Linked DNA regions of Mus musculus: regions 2 and 3 are each linked to region 1. A link is a loop called in an ENCODE intact Hi-C map of the cell type or tissue named here. Cell type or tissue: left cerebral cortex. All regions are shown on one strand. Each heading gives the region's core, and the rest is flanking DNA. Links, peaks and the distances in the headings are about the cores only.

What was found. Hi-C counts contacts between places; a loop is a spot of excess contacts. Peaks named below come from ENCODE experiments on the same cell type or tissue, not always from the same donor. Only the 100,000 strongest peaks of a DNase experiment are listed, where the experiment ranks them.
Region 2: a loop joins it to region 1, with 2.0 times the contacts of the local background. A loop is called at or near these places in 5 of 42 quality-filtered maps.
Region 3: a loop joins it to region 1, with 2.0 times the contacts of the local background. A loop is called at or near these places in 5 of 42 quality-filtered maps.

What each region holds. Positions count from the first base shown.
Region 1 is chr16:37,379,205-37,387,026 of GRCm38, forward strand. Stxbp5l (syntaxin binding protein 5-like) reads right to left here and starts at 5,754. Exons shown (of 28, transcript NM_172440.3): 1 at 5,606-5,754; 2 at 4,308-4,501. The coding sequence starts at 4,493. In left cerebral cortex, for the core only: no CTCF peak of the experiment used is centred there; DNase peaks (open chromatin) are centred at 4,399, 4,804 and 5,293; H3K4me3 peaks cover 2,500 bases; H3K27ac peaks cover 1,282 bases.
Region 2 is chr16:37,491,072-37,498,893 of GRCm38, forward strand. No RefSeq gene overlaps it. Among named protein-coding and RNA genes, the nearest start is that of Gtf2e1, 45 kb to the right of the region's middle. In left cerebral cortex, for the core only: no CTCF peak of the experiment used is centred there; a DNase peak (open chromatin) is centred at 4,185; H3K27ac peaks cover 1,660 bases.
Region 3 is chr16:37,500,738-37,508,559 of GRCm38, forward strand. No RefSeq gene overlaps it. Among named protein-coding and RNA genes, the nearest start is that of Gtf2e1, 35 kb to the right of the region's middle. In left cerebral cortex, for the core only: CTCF peaks have their summits at 3,896 (motif pointing left) and 4,098 (motif pointing left); a DNase peak (open chromatin) is centred at 3,855.

The DNA of each region.
Region 1 (7,822 bases), core at 3,101-5,600:
TACTTCATAACTGAAGTTTCCAAACTAATTTTAACTTAATCAACCTGCTAGATTAGCAAGAATTCTTTTTCACTGTAAAACATACCCATAAAAACTAATGGCTCACTAAATGCTAAAATCTAGTAAGTTGCTCTCCAGTAAAAACATCAAATTGAAATGTGGATACATTAACTATAGGATAAAAATATTATATATAGAAAATATTTAATATATAAATGTGAGTTGATACTAAGCTTGCTTCATAAACATATTACATCACTTGAAAAAAAAAACAACTAAGGCATTGTGCAAATGAATTTGGAATGGAAGACAAATCCACCCAGAATTTATAGAATTCTAATCAAAGAACCAATACTTAGCAACGGAAAACTATTTGTTATTCGCCAAGTGATTTTCAAAGTGGTACACATTTATATGGTTTTCAAATAAATTAAAATGTTTACTACTATGTATATTTCCAGTGAGAATAAAATAGAGCACAATCTGCGCTTCTGGTGGACCTGAGTTTGCCAGAACCTATGCAAATGCTTCACAATCGCCTATACGTCCAGTCCCAGTGGATCCAATGCCTCTGTAGACACACACACATACACACACACACACACACACACACACACACACACATACATGGACATATACATATATACACATAATTTAAAATAAATCTTTGGGCTGCAGAGATGCCTGGCAGGCAGGAACATTGACTGCTCTTCTGGAGGATCCAGTTGGATTCCCAGCACCTATATGGGTGGCTTATAACCATCTGTAAGCCCAGTTCCTGGGAATCCAGTCCCTTCTTCTGGCCTCCATGGGCACAAGACATACAAGTAGTGCATATATACATTTACTTACACACACACACACACACACACACACACACACACACAGGAAAACACCCAAACAAAATAAAAATGAAAACTGTTTAATACATGATTATTAACAGTATTTTTACCTTATCCTATTTTTAGTTAAGCAACCAGTGATGTATATTATTCCTTCTTCTGTAATAAAACATACTAGTCGCTAGTCCGCAATATTAACTGTACCTAAGAATCTCCTGTGGGCCTTTTATTTAGTGCCAATCCCTGGGCCTTCTCTTTGGATATTTTGGTTCTTTAACACCGGAAAGAGGCAAGAACTCATTGAGTGCCACTAGTCTGTCAACAGTGGACATTCAAAGCAACTAACTGAGATATAAAAGCAAAACACTGCATTTGCTTTTCAGAGATTTTACACTGGAAAGGCAGAAACATTTTAAAAGATAAAGTGAACAGAGGCAGTGGTCAGGACTGGTCTCACAGAGGTTGTCATTAAATTATATGGTAAAGGCTAACTGAGAGTTCTCCAACTGTACATCTGGGATAATTATTCTAAAGGAAGTCATGGACAAGCACTGCACATGACAATGTGATGCTTTGGAGCAGTGTAATATGCCAAGGGAACCAAGGAAATAGATAGAGTTAGGAAGGTAAACAGGGCACCTTTCTGAAGAGAACCATATGAAAAATCAAGATTAAAAAGATTAAGTTTTAATGTATAAAGCAGTGTTTTCAAGATGAGTAATTTTCACAAAATTCAAATTCAAGAGGAGTAGTTGGTGTATGTTGCGAATAGCTGAGGCAGTGGGCACTCAAGGGCACATACTGAACCTAAAAGATTACAATAAACTGGTATGTTAGCCTGTCTCTCTACTCCTGAGCATTTTCCATGTATTATGAGGAACTTAGCTTTACATTCCTTAAGATCAACAAATACCCTATACCTGCCTAAGAGTATTACACAAAACACAAAATTTAAAAAAAAAGTATTGATTGGCAGTACAGCTTGTTATAATTCATCAAATAAACTTAAGTTAATAAAACATCACATTTATTTGTCTTAATTGATTTTACTGGAGTATAACAAAAGACTTTTGTTTCTAGAGAACTACTGCTCTCTGGAAACTAACATAGAATTCCTGCCAAACAAATCACATTGCATTCGGGTAATCACATTATTACAACAAAATGAAGTATAATAAGGTAAAATATGAAGTGAGGATAGATCAGAATGTATTTTCAAGACACAAATCAAGAAAGTAAGATGCAAGGAATGAGTACCGGGGATGGGAAATGGCACAAAATTCAGAAACACAGAGCAAATAGGATCTGAGGATTCAGATGGTCGAGGGAGGCTTGGTGGGGAACAGAATCTGGATTTACACTTCAGTTTTAGCCACAATAAAAAGATAAAAGTGTCCAGAAGGTGCTGATGTCTTATCATTCACAAAAGAATCTTCTCTGCACACTTGATCAGTAAGCCTAAAAGAAGTCCTCATCCCAATGACAGCTCTAATTTTGCTTTTTCCTTAATCTACTTTATATATCCATTATAGACTATGCTACCTATAATATAGTTACATAATCACTTTTTAAATTAACTGTAGTCCTAGTCAAATATACTATTGTGTTTTCCATACTTGGTGTGACTGCAGTACAATTACTGCATAGCTAATACAACTGTCTAACCTCATAGTTTATTTGAAACTTATTACCCTAAATATAAAGTATATTATAATGGCTATATTTGTTCTACAACAAACAAGGTATCTTTTCAACTTCAAAAATATAAATATTTTATCACCCCTCTCACCCTGTGTATTCTCTTCACCGTCTTGTCTTCTCAAATTCTAATAAGCTTTCTTTCATATAAGGAAAATAGAAATATTTATTCTCATACTGCAAATGCAGGAAACAAGGTTCCAAGAAGAAAAACATATCTTGCCCGTGATAATATGGCTGGCAAATGGCAGGGCTTAAAATGTTTAAAAAAAAAAACTTATTCATAGGCCATTGTCCTTCCTACCATGCCATATGTATCAGACATAGACCATACTTAACTTCTGCCACTTGTCATGACCACTCTTTTCTTAAGAAACTTGGAGGTAACCGTGTGCTGCACTTTATTTCCAGCATTTACACATACATACCTCTGAATTTATTTCATTTAAAAATTTCTCTACTTGCTTTACAGCCTCTACTGTTCATCATCCATCTGGTTTGAGTCTACCTGCTCTATACTAATTTTATCTGAAATAAAATTCTCCTGCATCACTATCACGTTCATTACTTGAGGGTATTAGGATTTTTTTTCAGAATATGGGAAAGGAAATAGAAATAAATAATCAAGACATGATTCTCCTGTGTAGCAATTCAAATTTGGCTTCCAGGGCTCTTTCACATATTTGTTTCAGAACCGCTATTAAGTTCTTCCTTAACTGATATAATATCTATTACTTCATATTGTATTCAAATTTCACACAATTGATTAAATCTATTTAATTCTAAATAAACTTGGGCCTTAAGTAAACTAATAACTATAGATTTGATGTTTTTATAATAAACTTTCTAGGAAGAGCTGAGACAATGACTGAAACTTAACCTGATTTTTCTTATTATGTATTTATATTATGTATTCAATCACATTTATAAAACTATATTCATTTATATCATACAAATGACTTAAAGGTGGTTTTTTTTCTCATATAAGTCATATCAAAATTACACTGAAAGGTAACACCCAAAAAGAGCAATGAAGAAAATATACCATCTCATAAAGTAATACTATAATATCTTTATATAGCAATGTTACATTTTTTTTTTTTTACTATTTCTCATCTTCTTTCCCTGTCCAAAATTCTGCTTGTTCATTGGAAGCTCAAAATCAAAGTATAATGGCCTAAATGTTTTCCTCTGAATCAGAACACGTTGCTTTGCTTTTCTGGGAATTCTGAGTTCTCACAAGAATTGAGCCCATAGGATTTGTATGCTTATCAAGGGTCTAAGATCCCTTTTTTTCTAATATCTAGAATTTTAGAACACTGTCACTGGGCACATTAATCTATTATCTACTTAATTCTAGCAACATGTTGAGAGCCTTATTCATTTTACAACTAGACAGAGAAAAGGAATAACAGTTTCTCAGAATGAAAACCCAGGAAGCCAAATGGCTGTCATTTCTCCTTCAGTTTAGTACGTATACACAAACGTATTTTGTCCACTTATTTGGCTTTAACACCTTGGAAATACTACTTTTTGTGTGTCTTTTCCTTCTCTTTAAAATACCATTGTTGCTTATAAACCGATGCCAAAGTTAATATCTAAAGTGTTTTTATTCATTCAAATCAACTTAGTACTAGGCTCTTTGATACTGACGTCTCAACAATTTCCAGCCCTGCAAATGTATGTGTGTGTGTGTGTGTGTCTCCTTGTTTCTTCACAACAGTAAAGTAGAAATATAACAGGCCCTAAAGCCAATTCAAAACTTACCTTGCAAATCTGGAAATAGTCTGAAGTCAGGCTTTCCTGAATTTCCTCTCTCGGAAGCCCTGCAGTCCCTCCTGGATGGACAGAGCCACTTCCAGCCCCACCACTGTTACTGCCACTGCTGCTACCACTGCCAGGGGAAGAGGCAGTTAAGCCATCCAAAACTTTTCGGAAATTAAACTTCTTCATTTTAAACACTGTCGAAAAATTAAAAGGAAAAGAGAAGTGGTCACAAACATGGAATTTTACGGGGCAAAAGCCTCTATCTTTTCATTAGTCAAGGCAGGAGTAGCTAGTCCCCATTTTATGAGCATTGGATGTAATCGACGGGGAAGAGGGGTTCGGGCTTCATGTCCTCAAATTTTAACTTTAAAAGGGATATCTTTATAAGATAAAGAGAACACAACTCCAAGAGCAACAGTATTCCTTCCTTCGCACATTCAGATTTTCAAGGGCTTTATCCCCAGCTGTAGCTATGCTTTATCAGCACTGGGGTAAAAATAAAAGGCCGTGTCATCATCGTCATTAGCATTATATCATCATTATTATACAATCAAACCAGAGCCCAACAGACCAAGACCCTATGGACTGTTCTGAAAGGGGGGCTTTCCTTCTTCAGGGTCAACTCATAAATTTTTATTATCGGAAAAAACGATGTTGTAGGGGAACCAGTATTTACTCTTCCACCATGTTTGGGGCTCCCCCCCACACAATCCCATCATCTTCAAAGCTTCCTTTTTCTCAATAGAAACTAGGGGACAGGAAAAAAAATGGCTTTTTTCCATCCCATATACCCAAAAACCTAGACCCCAAAACATCTGCGGTGACTCACGGCCACAGCCGACGGGAGGGGCGAGCGGGGACCGCCTGCCTCCACCTGTCCCCAGCTCCTCTCTTCTGCCCCTCTCCCGCCTCTGGTCTCCCGTGTCCCCTCCCCGCCCGGCTCCCCCTCTGCACAGCAGCGGCTCTCCGGGGGATGTGAGGCGGTGACGCCTGCGGCCCGAGTCCCGCCTCAGCCTGCGGGGCGCGCAGAGCTGGCTCTCTCGCTCCCTCCCAGCCAAGCAGGGCGCTGAGGCTACCACCGCGGGCTACGAGCCCTGGAGCCCTCACAGACAGCCGGGAAGCCACACGCACCTCAGACAGCTGCGCGGGCGCGCTCTCCCTCTTGCACAGGCACACACACACACACACACACACACACACACACACACACACACACACACACACAGGCGTGCGCACAGGTGTGAGGGCAAGCCGCGATGGGACAGCACGGGTGTCCCTGGGGACCCCAGACTTAGCACCTTCCTCAGACGCCACTAGCCGCCGGCCAGCCCGTGAGGCGGAGGGCGCGGAGGCTGCAGGCTCACAGGCGGGCGAAGGTCCAGCCCGGATCCGGCCGCTTCTCGGGTCCCTCTGGTCCTGGTGCCTGGCGCTCTCCGAGGTCCTAACCGAGCGGGCGGGTCTGTCTCAGGCTCCGCCCCCGCCGTGGGAGGTAGGCCCCGCCCCAGTCGGCCCGCACCCTCCTCCCTCCCAGACTCTCGCGCCGGGGGCGGGGCACTCTGGGCACCAGGGGGGCGGGACATCCTCTCGCCAATCACAAGCTCCACTGACCTAAGTCTTAGGGATTCCAGGCAGGAAAGAAGTTTGGGGATAGGTCAGAGAAAAAGCCAGTGACAGGAGGAGGGGATCATTTAGGAAAGTAGGTGATGTATTTGATTGACAGCCATACTAGCCAGTATGCCTTGGCGCCGTGCTTTGGGGGCTGTAATTGGTGCTACCTGTTGAAGGACGCAAGTGTGAATCAATAGAATGCTTGCAAGCTTGAGAACTTGCGCTCCGGGAGTCCCAGGCTGCAGAAAGGGTTACCTTAGGTCGTGCTCTGGACTGTATTGTGGACCCGGCTTTTGGACCGGGCTTATTTTGCAGCCTTCCCCCACCCCCCAGCACCCCTTGAATCTATTTCTGCTCACCAGGGCCAGGTGCATCTAATAGACGATCTCGCTGCCCTGCTATATGCGTTGAACGTAGATTTGTAAATAATCCCTACAAACTGTTAGTTCTCTCCATTAAGTCATCTGTACCAAAATGAATTGGTTTTCGGTGGAAATGTTGGCTTCCAAATCTTAAGGAAATGATTTGCCTACTTTATACAGCCTATGGAAATAGACCAGCGTTCCCCTTCTCCACATAGACAAATTAAATTTTTGAGGAAACATTTCTCTCAAATCATGACAAGATGCATCTTAAGCTTTTTTCTCATTTGAATCATTTTGGAAAATACTCTATTCCATACAGGAAAAAGAAACATCGCACCATTGTGAAGAAGGTGATGTAGTTCTGAGCCCTGACTGGCTTTTGGTAAAAGGCTCAAGGTCCATAACTAACTGTACACTTTAATCTAAGCAACAGGGATCATTAGAAATCGTCCCAAATATTTACTGTCCTACATCTTAGGTATGAAACACCACTTCCAGACCCATCCCTTTCTCTGTCAGAGATGAGAGGGGAGAAAGGGAAGACTTGAATGCCTTATGAATTACTCAGGCAAATAGCAAAGAAACCATGGCGATCAAATCGCGCTCAGATTTTCGGAAACTCAGCTCGGTATTCACATTCTCATTTTGAATGTTCTACTCCTTAACACTTGCAGCACTTCTTTTTGTAACCCTCTCACACTTTCACGGTCAAACCCAGATAGTGATTTTCTTAATAACCATTAAGGAGTAGAACTTTGTGCTTCTAGTTAATTTAGTACCTGGCACAGTATTTCTCTTAGAAAGAGCATTCAAAGGGCTTTAGACAATGGATTAGTTACTGGCTATAAGATAAAGATTTATGAGATGATATCTAACTTATCATGCTTGGGAGGAGTGAAAAATAAGTATGGAAACAAATTTCATATGTGTTATAAACTGGATCTTGAAGTGCTTCTAAATCCTATATCAGATACCTAACAATACCTGTCTTTTGCTGTCTCCTGTTGCCTTTTTTTTTTTTTTTTTTTTCCTTTCTGGCCCATTGTTCATTTCCAAACATCGGAGTTAATGAGAGCTAAAAGATTTTCTTCCTCTTTTTACGTCTAGCTTTTCTTTGAAAGGAGGCGATTTGGTGAGTTAACCATTATTAAATAGAGTGATGGATTTAGAATGCTTTCTTTGCTTCAGCAAAATTTGACCTACCTACTTAAGGGTCAATATGAAAACAAGCCCACAGCATGTGGAGGTCTGGCCTTTTGGTAAAAGTGAAGGAAGAAGATATTCCAGTTCAGCAAAGAGACATAAAATGTTTACAAACAAAACTTAGGTCACTCATCACAAGCATCATACTATCACAAATGTATTCTATGAAAAAAAAAAAAAACCAGAACTGATAAAGGAAAAGCATATTAAACAAGTTAACAAAGATCATGAAGGGAATTCAACAACCTGCTAAGTTAAAAAAAAAAGCTATAAAACACACAGCAGTCCAGATGGGATGACAAATAGGTATGAAAAGTAGAAGAAATGTTGTGTCAAAAT
Region 2 (7,822 bases), core at 2,722-5,221, 110 kb after region 1:
AAAAACAAAGCAAACTTTTCTGACATTGTTGAAAGTATAGGCTTGAGGATGTGATGCAGAGTGACTTCAAAATTAGCTAGAGCAATTTATAGGCAGCCTCTTTCAATTCTCTTCAACCCACCTGCACAACACGGAATAGGAAGCACACAGAGAAGAAAGGACCGCCGATTGCACGTGGGTAGTGAGAAAGGGAGAGCGCAAGGAAGCAGAGGCCCCACCTCCATCTCCAGCTCTTTTCTAGGTGGTCTCCAGGACTGGGCAGTTGTGGGATGCGGTCCAGGCGTCACCTCTTTGTGATGGGTATGGTGGATGTGTGTATAGTTTCTCTCACTGTGACGCCTTTCAAGCTCTCTTCTCTAAGGGAGACCAAATGATACTGCCCAGGAAAACCCATTTATACCAGCTGATGTGAGTACAGGGGCTGATGTGGGTATACAGGCTATTATGTGTTCTCCTGCCTTATAGTCCAAGAATCACATCCTCTCAAGTTGAGTTTTAATAAATATCCTACATAGCTATTTTGAGTAAGACCCATAAACAAGAAAGCGATTGCTAAAGCTGTGTAGAAAGCAAATGGCTCTGGAACTGGGCCTGGCCTCACTATTGGTGGCCTCTCTACTTAATAGTCCTATAACCTTGGGCAAACCATTTACCTCTCTGTTGTGTGGTGGTTTGAATGGAAATCTCCCCTGCAGATTCAGAGGTTTGAATACATGATCCTTGGTTAGTGGTACTGTTTGGGGGAGGCTTGGGTGTGGCCTTACTGGAGGAACTGAAGCACAAAGATCGGGTATTGAAGTTTCAAAGCCACGTGCCATTCCCAGCTTACTCTCTAGGCTTCCTGCTTGCTGTTGAGAACTGGTCTCTTATCCCTCTGAAAGCACAAGTCCAAACAAACTCTTTCTTCTGTAAGTTCCCTTGGTTATGGTGTTTTATCATAGCAATAGAAAAGCAACTGATACAATGGGATAAGAGTTAATTGCAACATTATAGAAACAAGTTGCTGTCCTCCCTAGTATTAGCTGTTATGAAATAGCCTTTTAATATGGGCTCAGCTTTTTTTTCAAAAAGATTTATTTGAGGGACAGCGAGAGAGAGAGAGAGAGAGAGAGAGAGAGAGAGAGAGAGAACATGTGCATGCCTGTATGCTATGGAGGTGCCTATGGAGGCCAAAGGAGGGTACTGGATGCCCCTGGAATTGGTGTTACAGATGGATGGATGTGAGTGGCTCAGCGTGGGTCCTGGGGACCAAGCTCAAGCTCAGTTTATCTCATCTATAAAGCAACAAGGGCTCCTGTCTGCTGAGCCATCTCTACATCCCCATTGTTCACTTTATTTTTAATCTAGCATACCCGTTCTACACTTTGATCTAAAACATAGTAACAGTTGTCACTGGGTCCTTCGAAACCTAGCATGTTAGGGACCTAATCAAACCTCTCTTCAGATGGCAGAAATGAGTCTCAGAAGGAAATGGAGTCTTTTCTGAAAACAGTAAGTGAATGGCCAGGTACCCCAATTCCCACCCTGTTCCACTGGAGCCTTTATTCTTCTCTATAAATAAATCAGAACTAGCTATATAAGCAAATGCAGATTTCGACGTTAGTATATTTTATATGTAGGAATATGATAGTCATCATTACAGCATATATTTAGAAGATGTGTATTTATATATGTCATTTTGCAGAGAGAAATTATGAGAATTATCTATAAATACATATGCACAGCACTGTGAAGCTCATGCTCAAAAATTCCTGCATGCACCGCCCCCATCTATGAACAGTATAGAATGGCAGAAAAACCGAGACAGGACTTAAAACTGAGTAAACCTGGAATTCAATCCCATTGCTCACCTCTGACCTTTAGCAAAGTGCTTAACCTTTCTGAGCCTCAATTTCTTCTGGAAAATGAGGATTTCAAAATCTGTTTTGGTGGAATCCATTTGGGGAACATAATGCCTGGGTATAAAACAGTGCTTACTGGAGTCCTTTGCTTCCCTGATTTCAGTGCTCCAGTAGAAGCCAGGCACCACCAGGAGCTGGCAAGGTAGGAACCAGGCTGAGGAAGAGGAGACGCTGTTTTCCTAGTTAGAGGTGGGATGGGCCTTAGTACCTGGAGTGTCCCTTAAGACAACTTGGAAGTATAAGGGTATGTTCTAGAATCCATCAACTCATGGACCACTGGTACTTGCTACCCCTTTCTAGGTTGTTCATATCAGATCGCCACTTAATTGGCTGGCCTCAGTACAGTCTGCACTAGGCTTGTACATCCAAATCCCCAAAGTCCATAATCACCTTAAAGCAGCTTTTGCTTTTGGCACTTGGAGCATCAGCTGCCATAACATCCTCTGAAGTTACCTTACGCATTAGGTATTGATAAATATTTATGAAAGGGAAGTGGGGGGGGCGGGGCTGAAGAAAAGGGAGGATTAGAGGAAGGAAAGCTCAAAGAGGCAATGGTGATTGTCCCCCCAACACACACAGGAACTACAAAGTAACATTTTTTTTTTTGCCCTGAAAATTAGCAATATACAATCACTCTAAAGGGGACCCGATGAAAATATGCAGTCATCTTAAGGTGATGTAAGAGATTCTGAAACAATATTTTCACAGGAGTTGTTCCCTGGCCTGAGCATCACTGGGAACCCCATAAACATTTAGCTTCCTTGACCCTTCCCTGAGCTTAATAAATTAGAATTTCCCATACACTACAGAAGTCTGTGTTTCTCTCATGGATGCAGGTGCTGCTGTGGTAACCAGCAGATACTTCCCGGTTCCACTGCAGGAAGTCTGATGAGGAACAGTCTATAGAAAGCCCAGTGTACTGTGCTGTGGAGAGAATGGCCAGAAGAAGCAATGTGGGGAAACAGAGAGTCTTGGCACAGACTATGACCTGTGCAAGCCTAGTTCTAGAACAAAGTTCCCCACTGAGGTACCTGAAATCCTAGTTTGCCTGGAGGAGCCGGGGACCCTGGATAGGCATTGCCTGGCGATGCTGAGCATTTCAATCCTCCAGCTTGCCTTGTCAATGTTTCCTGCTCACCGAGCCACCTTCTGATGAACTCTCTTCCCATGCAACTGGCCTACAGGGATAGAAGGGGCAGATGAGGCCAAATGTTTCCCACTGTAAATTAATAAACTGCCATGCTGGTTATAGATCAGTCTCTTGTGGGTTAGCATGAGTCAGCAGTCCTGCGTCTGATCAACTCAGAGCCTCTGCCAAGACCAAGTTCCCGATGCTGCAAAGACAAGGGCTTGACCCTGGACCCCAGTGAATTGATCAGACAAATGTGCTCCCTTTGGGCCTCAGGAACCAGGCAGTCAGCCTCTCCAGGAGACGGGTGATGAAAAGGATCTTTATACCTGCTTTCTTGGGAGCTTGAACTTGGGAGGACAGTGAGTCTCTGATTAACATGCCTTTTAAGTAAAGCCTTTTCTTATGTATTAGCTTGTCTGATACAATCCTAGAGGATGGAAAGGAAAAGAAGTAATGGGGGGAGGGAGGGACGGAGGGATGGAGGGAGGCAGGGATGGACAGACAGACAGAGAACATTCTCAACATGATTTGGGAGGTGATGAGTGACCCAAGAATCTGTTTCCTTCTTTAATGGTAGCATCAAGAGTGGCCGGCTCTGCCACAGCATCACAAGGGCAATGGGAGAAAGAAGTTAACTGTGGTCAGGCTCCTGGCAGCCTAGAGCATTTAGACACTCAGGCTTGATGGCATATCACCAGGGGAAATGTACAAAAAAAACTGTCTTCTGACCCCCTTTCCCACCATTACATTCGACTTTAGTGATTTAAGTCCTGGGTGACTTCACTAGTGACAGTTCCCAAAATGAATTGACTTTTTCTTTTCTTTTCTTTTTCCTTTTTTTCTTAATGCTTTATAAACTTGCACGAAACCAAAGATCTAGATTTTGGAGGCCCAGAACAGGGAAAGGGCATGTCCCTCGGCTCTTCTTTCTCCTGCTCTGACATAGGTTTCAGCATTATCCATAGCAGGATGCAGGGCTCCAGGCAGAGATGGCCGTTAACTAGCTCAGACGCCGCCCAAGTCTTCACATTTTGCTAGCTGCTTGATCTTGTTTTTTCCTATAAATCTGTAGATTCCGATGAGAGCACTCTAGAGTGGTAAAGACACAGAGAGAGCTAGCTGCTTGTTCCCCACCCAACTGGTTCATGTCTGGCTGGATCAGCCTCCCACCTCTCCTGCTGATTCACCAGGCTCAGTCTATTGAAACAGATGGCACATCTATTTAGGTATTTTAATAGCATGTATTTAAGATACCCTATTGAGAATCCGATCTGACAGGGCTTTGATGAAGCACTGATGTGTTGAAAACCAGGCTCAGGAGGCAAATAACATCATCCCCCAAAACCAAATCCTCGGCAGCAACTCAACAAACACAGTAGGCACTTAACTGAGGACCTACTGTGTGTGAACACACTCAGCAGTAAGTTGAGAGCCAGAGAAGAGGCAGGACGCTTGCCACATGCCCTTGGGAATTTATACTTTCTCCGGGGAGAAATGGCAGGTAGACAGACATCTGCAATTTTATAAGCATATGTAATGACCTACTAGGTGGGGATAATCTGAACATGTGAGTTAGCAAGAGTCAGGGTAGGTGCCTGCACCAAATAATGAGCATCAAATGGATGGAGGGAACGCTCCCAGGGTAGCCTGATCGTATAGCAATGCTTCGGTGATTCCCTAACCACAGATGGTATCTAAACTCTACCCCAACTCTACCATGCTGATTCCACTCTGCCCCCCTCTAACCCTGACCCACCCAGCCCTGCTTTAAGATTAACCTTGGCTTTCTCCAGAAAAGCTGTGTTCCTGCTTCCAACCCTCAGGCAAGGATGCACTGTTCCCCTCACGTTGTTCATACTGCATACGTTGGGTGTTCAGGCTTGGAACGAAAAGCACACACTATCTTGTATCATTCTTGAATCTTTCAAGCTCGGAAGACTCAACAATATTGTAGGGTAAATATCAATTTATGTCTGTTCGGTTAATACAATATTTGCCCGGCACCCACTTACGTGTTATTTGCCAGGGAAACAAATATACATAGGAAAAGATTCTCTCAAGGAGCTCACACATATATTTGCTACCCTGATATGGAATATATTTGTTTTCCTTCTGAAGATCAATATGGTGGCTTGTGTGCAGCAGGTCTTTACAAATGGATGCTGTTGGTACTTATTGCTTCTCCGAGACCTTATGAGCTAGGGAGAAGTAGAAATAACAGGAGGGAAGTAACCTATTTCAATATTTTTGAAGTTTACAGCAAACCCAACCCAGGTGGCTTAAACAATAAAGGGGATTATTGGCTTTTCTAACTGAAAAACATATTTCCTGTATGATGGCTTTACCAGAAGGCTGGTACTGAGATGGCTTTCCTAATAATTCCAGACTTCACATTCACACATAAGAGCCAGGGAAATGGGAATTCGTCTTTCATGGTCAGATGAAGAAAGGTCTAAAGGAAGGACATGGCCGCTCCTGATGTGATGGAGGTTTAGTGCAGATAAAAAGGGGGGCATAGTCAGAGACAGAGACATCTGGGAGAGTCCAGAGTGACCATGACCCCGAGTCGGCCATGAGGGTAAAAGGGAAAGAGGGGCGGAGCACCCAACTAAGAGGGGTGGGGCGGCCTGAGCCAAGAGACTGATTGACAGGGTAAACAGTAAACCTAAAGAGCCAGGTAACCCAGATGGCTCAAGCGTACAGGGGAGGGCAGCTGAGGGAAGGGCACCCCAGCCCCTGGGCTGAAGATAGTTAGGGTAGGGGTAGGGTATGCCAGTCAACAGGACCCTGTAACAGGTAGAGAGACTGGGGGATGCTGGGAGAACCTGGAGGCCATGGTAGGATTTGATGATGAAATGCACCTCAGTTGGCCATTGTCCTGGGTTTGAGATCTAATACCCATGAATCTATAAAAGTGAAAGACTTCCTCCTTGAAGCCACAGGAACCTTTCCTTATTGTCTTAGTGTAACAACCGACCCATGAGCATTTTTCTTAACCAACTCCTTGGCCACTAAACACTGTAGACTGCCTGCTCACTTTGTCCAAGTTCCTGATCACTGTCAAAAAAACCAAGATTGCTCTGTTAGGCCAGCCTTCTTATGCAACGGTAATACAACCTCCAAAACCCAGTGGCTTAAACCCAGCAGATATACATTTCTTGGTCTCCTGATGTGACAGGGTAAACTGACCTGTTGGGGGGTGGGGGTGCTCAACCATTATAGTCATCCTGGGATACAGGACAATGGAGGCTTCATCTTGATGTAGGGTTTAGTAATTACTACAGCAGGGAGGAAGATAAATCATGCATTAATGATATGTTATTTCTCTCCACAATTGGTTAAAACAAGTTACATGACCACCGCTAACTTCAACCACTGAGCTATACCGCTCTGGGAGAATGCACACTTTCCTGGGAAAGCTATCCTTAGGAAAAAACATGGGCATTATTAGAAAGGAAACAGAGAGGGTGAATAGACAGTTGAAAAAGTTTACTACAGAAGTTTCATGAGGGCAAACTGAACTCAGATATTAAAGGCACAAGAATACCAAGATTATGAACAGATTGGCTAAAGCCAAAGAGAAGAGAATCAACTGTGGGAGGAACCACTGAGAGATCTGCACGGCTGAAAGGGCCAGATGGAAATCAGTGACACCAGTGGTGTGTTTTACACCTCTGCGGCTGAGCACCCTAATACAGGACGGGAATGAGGAAGCTACATCAGGAATGCGTGGGACTTGGGGCTTACAACTTTCAGGGATCTAAGATTGTTGGGAAATCAATGGCAGAGTTGAAGAACTTGAGTCAAATGAGCAGCAAGGCCAAAGCTATTATCACTTGGAGGCAAAAATCACTGTCTCGAGAGAGAGTATGTCCATTAAAACATAAAACTTGAGGTGGTTGGTACAGACCAATGAGACAGAATCCAGATGATGGAAAGGAAAAAAAGCCAATCAGAGAGATCCTGAGACAAAGACAAACCTTCTATCTCAGTGGATCCACAAGAGTTAGAGAGCAAAGAAGTCTCCAGGGGAGAAGACCGTGTGAGTTTCCACCAGAGACCTGTTTCTACCCAGGGGAGGCAACACTGCGTGGAAACAGTGACTCTCGCTCCACAGTCAGGAATCTTAGGTGTAAGTCTCAGCAGTGACTAGAATTACCATGACGCGGGCAAGTCATGAAAATTTCTCTCAGCTTGTTTCCGCAGCTGAAGAAAGGGGATGGCAGCTCCTTACATCTAAGGAGACGAGAAAGCCCCCGTGACGCAGTAAAGAGAAGCTTAGCATATGCACAGGATGATAGTATCTTCATCAGAGAGAGGCCCACTCAAATTCGCCTGAGAATAAAATAAAAATGTATTGGGTCGCATTCTAGAAGAACTTGCAAAGGTAAAAATGCCCACGAGCGTGGCAAGGGCCTGAGGTATTAAACAGTTTAACTCGTCTTTCTCCACACTGAACTGCCGCCCTTCTGTCTGATCGTTTTTATTTTCAGGCACATTGACCTCAATTAGTAGTAGAGATTGCCCTTAGCAGCTACTGATTATGCTCCACCAATGTAGCAGCCCTTGTAGGAAAAAAAAAAAAAAAAAAAAAGGGCTCATTCCAACAAGTATTCCCCAGGGAGCTCTCGCTCTTGGGCTTGGATCACCCCCGTGTCTGGCACGGTTACTGTGACAGGCACTGAGATGAGCCGCGCCACATGGATGAAGAATGGGGAGGGAATGTACACCTTGGGAAGTAAGTACAAGCACACATACAGGAGCTGGTGTCAGGAGCTGACTGGCGGGC
Region 3 (7,822 bases), core at 2,722-5,221, 120 kb after region 1:
GGCAGTCTAGCTGTCCTACAGCTGAATACAGAAACAAAAATAAATAGTCACAATATTAATATCATTCAGTCATAAAGAGAAGGAGATTTTGACACATCCTTCAATGTGTAAAAGTTGTAAGAATATTATACTGAGAGAGACTAAACATAACAAATCATATACAGTTTAGTTCTGTGTATATAAAATATTCTTGAACTCACTGGCACAGGGAAAGACTTCCTGAACAGAACACCAATAGCACAGACACTGAGAACAACAATTAATAAATGCAACCTCATAAAACTGAAAGGTTTCTCTGTGGCAAAAGACACCATGATTCAGACAAGGTGGCAGGTATAGAATGGAAAAATATTGTTCTCAAAATATATATCCAATAAAGGGCTAGTATCTAAAATATATAAAGAACTTTTAAAAAAAAGGCTGGACATCAGGAAAACCACCAAATTTAAAACTGGGTTAAAGATCTAAACAGAGAATTCTCAAAAGAAAAAATAACCAATGGCTGAGAGACACATAAAGAAAATTATTAATATCCACAGTCATCAGGGAAATGCAATTCAAAAGTACTTTGAGGTATCATCTTATGCCAATCAGAGTATTCAAGAACAATAAAACAAATATCAGCTCATGCTATTGAGGATATAAGGGGAACAGTTATGCATTCTTGGTTAGAGTGCAAAATTGTACAGCTATTATTGAAAACAGTGTGACAGTTCCTCACAAAGCTGAGGACGTATCTACCTCAAGATCCAGCTATACCACTGTTGAACATATATCCAAAGGACATTTCAAAATTCTCCTATAGAGACACTTGCATAATCATGTCCACTGCTGCTCAATTCATAATACACCAAAACTGGGAACAACCTATATATCTCTATCAGCATCAGCCGGTAGATTTAAAAAAATGTGATATAGTTACACAATGGAATATTACACAGTCATTAAAAATATGAAATCATGGGCTGGAGAGATGGCTCAGCAGTTAAGAGCACTAACTGTTCTTCCAGAGGTCCCGAGTTCAATTCCCAGCAACCACAGGGTGGCTAACAACCATCTGTAATGGGATCCGATGTCCTCTTCTGGTGCGTCTGAAGACAGCTACAGTGTACTCGTCATATATATATAATAAATAAATAAAATCTTTTAAAAAATATAAAATCACAAAATCCACAGGTTAATGGATGAAACTAAAAAAAAAAAAAAAAAATCCTCCTGAGTAAGGTAACTAAGTCTCCTGGGGATTTAACCATCCTGAGGGCAGGTCCCACGTCCAGCAGTAGTGGCTGACCCAGAATGAACTCAATGGCATCTTTGGAGGCTGTTTGTCTCATAATGCTTTTCAGGGCTTTAAAAAAAAGTATTATTATCTTTTTAACCTCACAGGCCCTTTGCATATATATTCTGACTCCCAGTTTTGCTTTTCTGGCGTCCAGCGCGTACGAACCTGCGCGCCCTGCATTTAGCTGGGTTTTTTGTGCTTTTACTTCGGCTCCAGTTGTTCTGTTGCCTTGTCCTACCCAGCTTGTTTCTGTTTTATCTTATTTTAGTATTATTCTTTAGATGCCTATTTGTTTTCTAATGAGAGAAAGAAAGGGTGTGGATCAAGATGGCAGGGGAGGTGGGAAAGGGCTTGGAGGAGTTGGAGGAAGGGGAACCATAACCAGGATATATTGTACGAATGGTATGAAGAAAATCTATCTTCAATAAAAAAAAAAAAAGAAGAAGAAGAAGAAGAGGAGGAGGAATGTTTAGAGAAAGTAAATCCATACACTAGAAGATGCAGGGGTTGGTGGGAAGGCAGAACTAGAAAAGCCTGCTAAGTCCTGGCCTTCCTTTTGGACAGGAACAGCACAACAAACCCGAGTAGTGGTGGTTACAACTACTCTCAATATATCAGACGCCACTGAAATGCTCACTCTCGAACAACTAATGCCATGGGAATTTTACCATTAAAAAAAAAAATTACGCTGACCCCGTGACTCAGCTGACTGCCACGCTGCTCTTTCTCCTTCCCTTCCTTGTAACCGATGGAAAGGGGGGACCAGCCATGAGCATCTGCAGAAACTATGTGCCAGGACAAGGCAACGCAAGTATCAAGACAGACAGAAGGATCTGCATCTTGGACACCATGAAGACGAGTACATGAACCGCCCACTTCATTGTAAGAAAACTTAAATTCTTAGTGGAGTTTTATAAAACTAAGGAGGTTGAAAGGAAGGGCTGAGCATGTAGGTCAGCGATAGAAGAGTGGTTTAACATGCATCAGGCCCAGGCGGCAATCCCCCAGTGCCGTAAAAAAAAGTACAAACACTAAATAAAGCACAAACGTGAAGGAAGAAATAGCCCACCCTTTGTTCTTTACACATTTTTCTCCTTAAAGAATGATGTTAACATGCATGAAATAACTTCATGGGCAAGGCTTAGTTTAGATGCATTGCTTTGAGGGACTTTTGGCTAGGTAGTTTAAACAGTTGCTGGGAAAATGTCCTTTGTAAAAATGTTCTTTAAAAAAAAAAAAAAAAAAAGAGCCGGGCATGGTGGCGCACACCTTTAATCCCAGCACTCGGGAGGCAGAGGCAGGTGGATTTCTGAGTTTGAGGCCAGCCTGGTCTACAGAGTGAGTTCCAGGACAGCCAGGGTAACACAGAGAAACCGTGTCTCAAAAAACCAAAAGAAAGAAAGAAAGAAAGAAAGAAAGAGAGAGAGAGAGAGAGAGAGAGAGAGAGAGAGAGAGAGAGAGAGAGAGAGAGAAAGAAAGAATTTTTAAAAAAACTAAAAAAAAAAAAAAAAAAAAAACCAAAGCTGTAGATAGAAACCACAAATTAGTACCACAGACATTAGTTATACAGACAGAAGAAAGATGACAGAAGAAAAAAATGCCCCTTTCATAGCTTATTTGTGGTCTGGAAACACGGCCATATACTTGTTCAGCTAATACACACTGATGGCAACTATCTCCGTGCCGGGCCGTAAGCCTGGGAAGGGAACCAGGCACTACAGTAAGCCAGCAGGTGGCCTTGACTCTTGTGGAGTGGGGTGAAGGTTCATGGTAAGCCCAGAAACAATTTAACTTACAGTATGGACTAGACTAACACAAGCACATCAGCACACGGGACTTCCAGCTGCCTCGGCTTAGTTCCTGCCTCTCGGCTTCTCTACTCCTGGCGTGGCTTCCTTTACTTCCAAGAACTCAGGCCCTTGCCTACTACTGTGCCAGTGAACTAGTTAAACTTGTTAGGTTCTTATCAACAGTTCTAGCAGCTTCCCTCAGGAAAGAAACCAAGAACCCCACCCCAACCTCCTCGTCTCACCCAAAAGGGAAAATCAGAAGCAAAGTCTATTATGGTTTCCAAGAATACCGAGTCAACACACAAAACTGAAGCTGACTTTCCTGTGAAACTAAATTTTAAAAAGATACCCTTGACAATGTTTATCCACAGAACTCCACAAAGCAAGCTACAAATGTGACCTCTTGTAGAGTTTTCAAAGTTCTAATAGCCACTTTAAAAGGAGGGAAAACAGTTAAGATTATTTTAATAGTATTTTTCTTTAACCCAACACATTTATAGTATTTTAAAAAATATAACCAATATAAAATCATCGTGCATAGTAATTCCCATGCTGAGCCTTCCAACCATGAGTATAGTATGTACCACTCAGTTACAGCACATTTTCATTTGGGTCGGATACACCTCAAGTATTCGGCAGCCACACTTAGCCAGTGGCTAACATATATAGACAATGCTGCCCCAATAGTCAATAAATTTCCCTTCCCACAAACATTAAAGCTAATGGCTCCCAGAACCGAAGCTTCAAGATGTCTAGCTGTGCCCCAGAAGCTATATTCCAGCACCCCCTACTGATAGTCTTGGAGACAGAGCCCTAGGCATCATGAATCACAAGTGAGCATAATTATCTGATTAAGAACATAATTAACTAATTTGCAATTCAGTCAGGAACAAAATGATCAGCCTTGGTGCAGAAAAGGTCATACTCTCCTACTGCTAACTCATCTGCCCATCTCTCCATTCAACACTTACTGAGTCTACTCTGCAGTAGAATTAATTCTACATGCTAGCAGCCTGCCCTCTGGTGGCTTATACTCTTTTTTTTGGGGGGGGGAGGGGGTGATGGGCATAAATAAGACATTTAATTCAAACTCTAAATTGCAAGAAACAAACAAGACAGGAAAATATAGAATACACAGGAGAACAGAGAACCAGCTTCTCAGAGGTGCTAATTGTGCTTAAGAAAGAAGTATCAGGCAAGAATGGCCAAGTGTCTTATACAGAGACTGTAACTTGACAGTGACCCACGGCAGGCAAAAAGATGGTCTATTCAAGCTAAGAGTTTCCAACAGTAAGAAGAAGCGGGTATGTGGAGGCCAGACCATAACAGGGCTGTTGGAAGGGGTAAGAGATCTGGATGCTATTTAAAAATAAATCTAATTTATGATTTTTTAAAAAAATTCCTGTGTGGGTGAATGGTTAAAATTTTGTGTGTGTGTGTATGTGTGTGTGTGTGTGTGTGTGTGTGTGTGTGTGTGTGTGTGTGTGTTGTGGAAACAGGGAGAACACTCAAGGGTGGCTGCAGTCACCAAGGTGATGGCTGGCATGGCTGAGAATGGCAGTGGTGGAAGCCACTAGATCAGATTTACACCATGTCTCCAGCTCATTGGTGCATCCTGTCAGCTCACAGTTGGGTTATATAACGTTGACTATATTTTGAGTCTGACAGGACTAGATGATGCATTTGATGTAGGGTGACAAAAGAAAAAGCAGTCAACTCTTAACTTTTAGGTTCACCTTGTAGATAAAATGGCAGAGCTAATCTGCTGAACATGAAAAACCCTCTGCCCCTTCTGTTTCTGGTCCTAATGAGCAGAGACACCATCCATGCAGAAACTTCAGATTCATCCGAGAAAACCACCTTATCCAAAGTCACCAAATGTACTACTTCTATCTCTTCACCACCTTTCAAGAGTGTCCCCATCTTCCTACCAATACAGACTTGGACACCAAGACTATGACTGTGGCTTTACTATTCTCTCTGCATAAACACCAATCCACGGCCAATACTTTACCTTGTTCTCTGGCTCAATATCATCCAACCATTTGTTTGTTTGTTTGTTTGTTTTTCGAGACAGGGTTTCTCTGTGTAGCCCTGGCTGTCCTGGAGCTCACTTTGTAGACCAGGCTGGCCTCGAACTCAGAAATCCGCCTGCCTCTGCCTCCCAAGTGCTGGGATTAAAGGCGTGCACCACCACCACCCGGCTCAACCATGTTTTTAAAAGGATAATTTGGCAGTGTTTACTTAAGTGTAAATGGACACGTCCTGTTGATTTGGATCAGTGTGTCCAAGGTTTCATGTGCTAGGCTGGTCCTTGGTACAGGAGTGCTGAGACGGAGGAGCATGGGAGAGTTAGGGCTGATGAGGTCACATCACTGCCAACGCTGCCTCTCAGAGTGGGCTCTTCTAAGAGCATGTTGTAACACAGCAAGTCCATCCCATGGACCTGGCCTCTTCTGTAAACGGCCATTTCCTTCTCCACCCTTTTGTTACAGCCGAGTGGGCCCTCAGCTGCAGCCAAACAGACAGATGTCTGATCTTAGGACTTTCAGTCTCAGAAACCTCATTAAACACAATCTCTGTTCCTTAGAGAGGAACCAGCTTCAGCTATTCCTTACAGTAACATAAGACAGACGAACACACTTTTTGCCTATTTCTCTTATGATTCTATGTTATATAAATAACTAAAAAAAAAAAAAAAAAAAAAAAGAAGAAGAAGAAAGTGTAAGGGTAGGCCCAGTCATTAATACAGGAGGTCGCATAAACCATCATACAATATTTTAAAATCCTATACAGCTCTAATGTTTACAAAACTGAATGACAGTGTGTATAATCCCATTTACATAGAAGATGGATGGACTGATAAGCACACTCTCAACAATGGTTCTCTCAGAATAGTGAAATGAGGGTGGTCTGAGGAGTTCTCAGATTTTACTATATATATATATATATGTTCCTAGTTGGGTGATTTTTAAAGCATCAGATACATTTATGTAACAATGAGACGAGACAACCATCTTGTATGTCTTCACATGATTCAGGAACCTGGTGCTTGTCCTCTTCCTAGCTTAATCTCACAGACTTATTTACATCGGGTAGGCGATAATGTACTTTCGTATGATGGGAACCGTGGGCTGACTGCTGAAACTGGGGCATGCACTAGGCCTGGCAGCTTTCTAAGGGAATTGGAAAGGCTGCGTCTGGTTCTCAGGACATAAAGCGCATTCTGAAGAGGCCGGTTTATCTGCTCCTGCACTTAAAGGTGCGCAGGAAGCACTTCATCCCTTTAGCTCTCCAAAGGAAGATTTCATTATCTTCCCCTTTCTCAACCCACTTTGGCTTGTCAGGTCTTAAGAGTGTCTGCATTAATCCTGTTCAGTTTATTTTCTCTTATGGCAGGGTTTAAAACACACACACACACACACACACACACACACACACACACACACACACAATTACCACAGTTCCGGCTTCTTTCTAAAGTCTTCATTTTCTGGGAGGGAATTTCAAGCTATTAAAAAAGTGACAGCAACTGAGCTATTAAAGGCAACACAGCTTTGATGAAGACAGAGCACAAAATAAATACAAAGAGAGCCATGCCGACCTCAAGAATCTGAAGGCTTTCTCTTTATTCCCAGTGAGGGGGACCCAGCCCAAGGCCTTGTACCACGGAGCTCTTCTGAGCACGGAGTGCCACTCCCAGGCCTCATAGGACTTTTGGTAGTTGAGAATAAGAAACTGTTATTTTATACCTCCTTTTTTACAACTTGGGAATAAAAATGAAAAAAAGAAGAAGAAGAAGAAAAAAAAGCTCCACATCTAATCATTTTTCCTGTGGTCCTGGCTAGAAATCTAGGCATGGGGCCAACAGAACGAAGTGAACTCGCCTTTGCTGTTCTCATCACCCGCTGGTACCCAGCCTCTTAGAATACCTACAATTATAAAATACTCAATTATTCCTCCCTTAGTCATGTAGATGACTAGAGCTAAATACCACAGTGAGATGGGGAAACAAAAGCCCAATTCGCTGCCATTCTTTTTGTGACCTGTGACACTGCCAATTCCAAATCTGCCTTCTACCTTAGTCTCTCAATTAAAACGCCCCATGCCTGGTTTTGACTTCCTTTAGCAAGTCACAAAGCATTTTTTGTTGGTGGTGCTTGGCTTTATTTTAAAAATGTGACCACTTGCCTCCATAAAATATTGGCTAAAATAAACCTGGGGACCCTAGCACAAACATTCCATACCTAGATGTTGAGAAAGCGGCCAGGAAATGTTACACTAGATAAGAGCATCAGAGGTAATAGTGTCTGTCTGATCAGCTAGTGTGGGACTAGTACCTGGTCCCCTGACTTCTCCTGGGATGTGCTCAATGGATTTTTAAAGGTCATTTAAATGTAATATCCCTTAAGGTGTTTTGTGGGAGGGGATGGAGGGTGGGGAAGAAGAGGCTTCAAAATAAACAAAAAGCACTGACTTCAAGGGCAACACAGACTCGCAGACACAGCTGGGCAGCCCCAGAGCTACAGTAGCTTGCTGCCTGGGGTTTTGGAGAAATGGTATAAGTGAAAGTGATTCATATCCAGGGATATATTCTAGTGAGACAAACCAATGACTGCCTGAAGGAAAAAAGAAGCCATGGTTAACCTCCCATGCTGGCTCCTAGAGACAGGGAGATGGCGCCTTGGTTAGGGAGCCATCTTGACAGGCCCTGCCTTTGCCTGTAGAAGCTACAACTATTTGGAAAGAC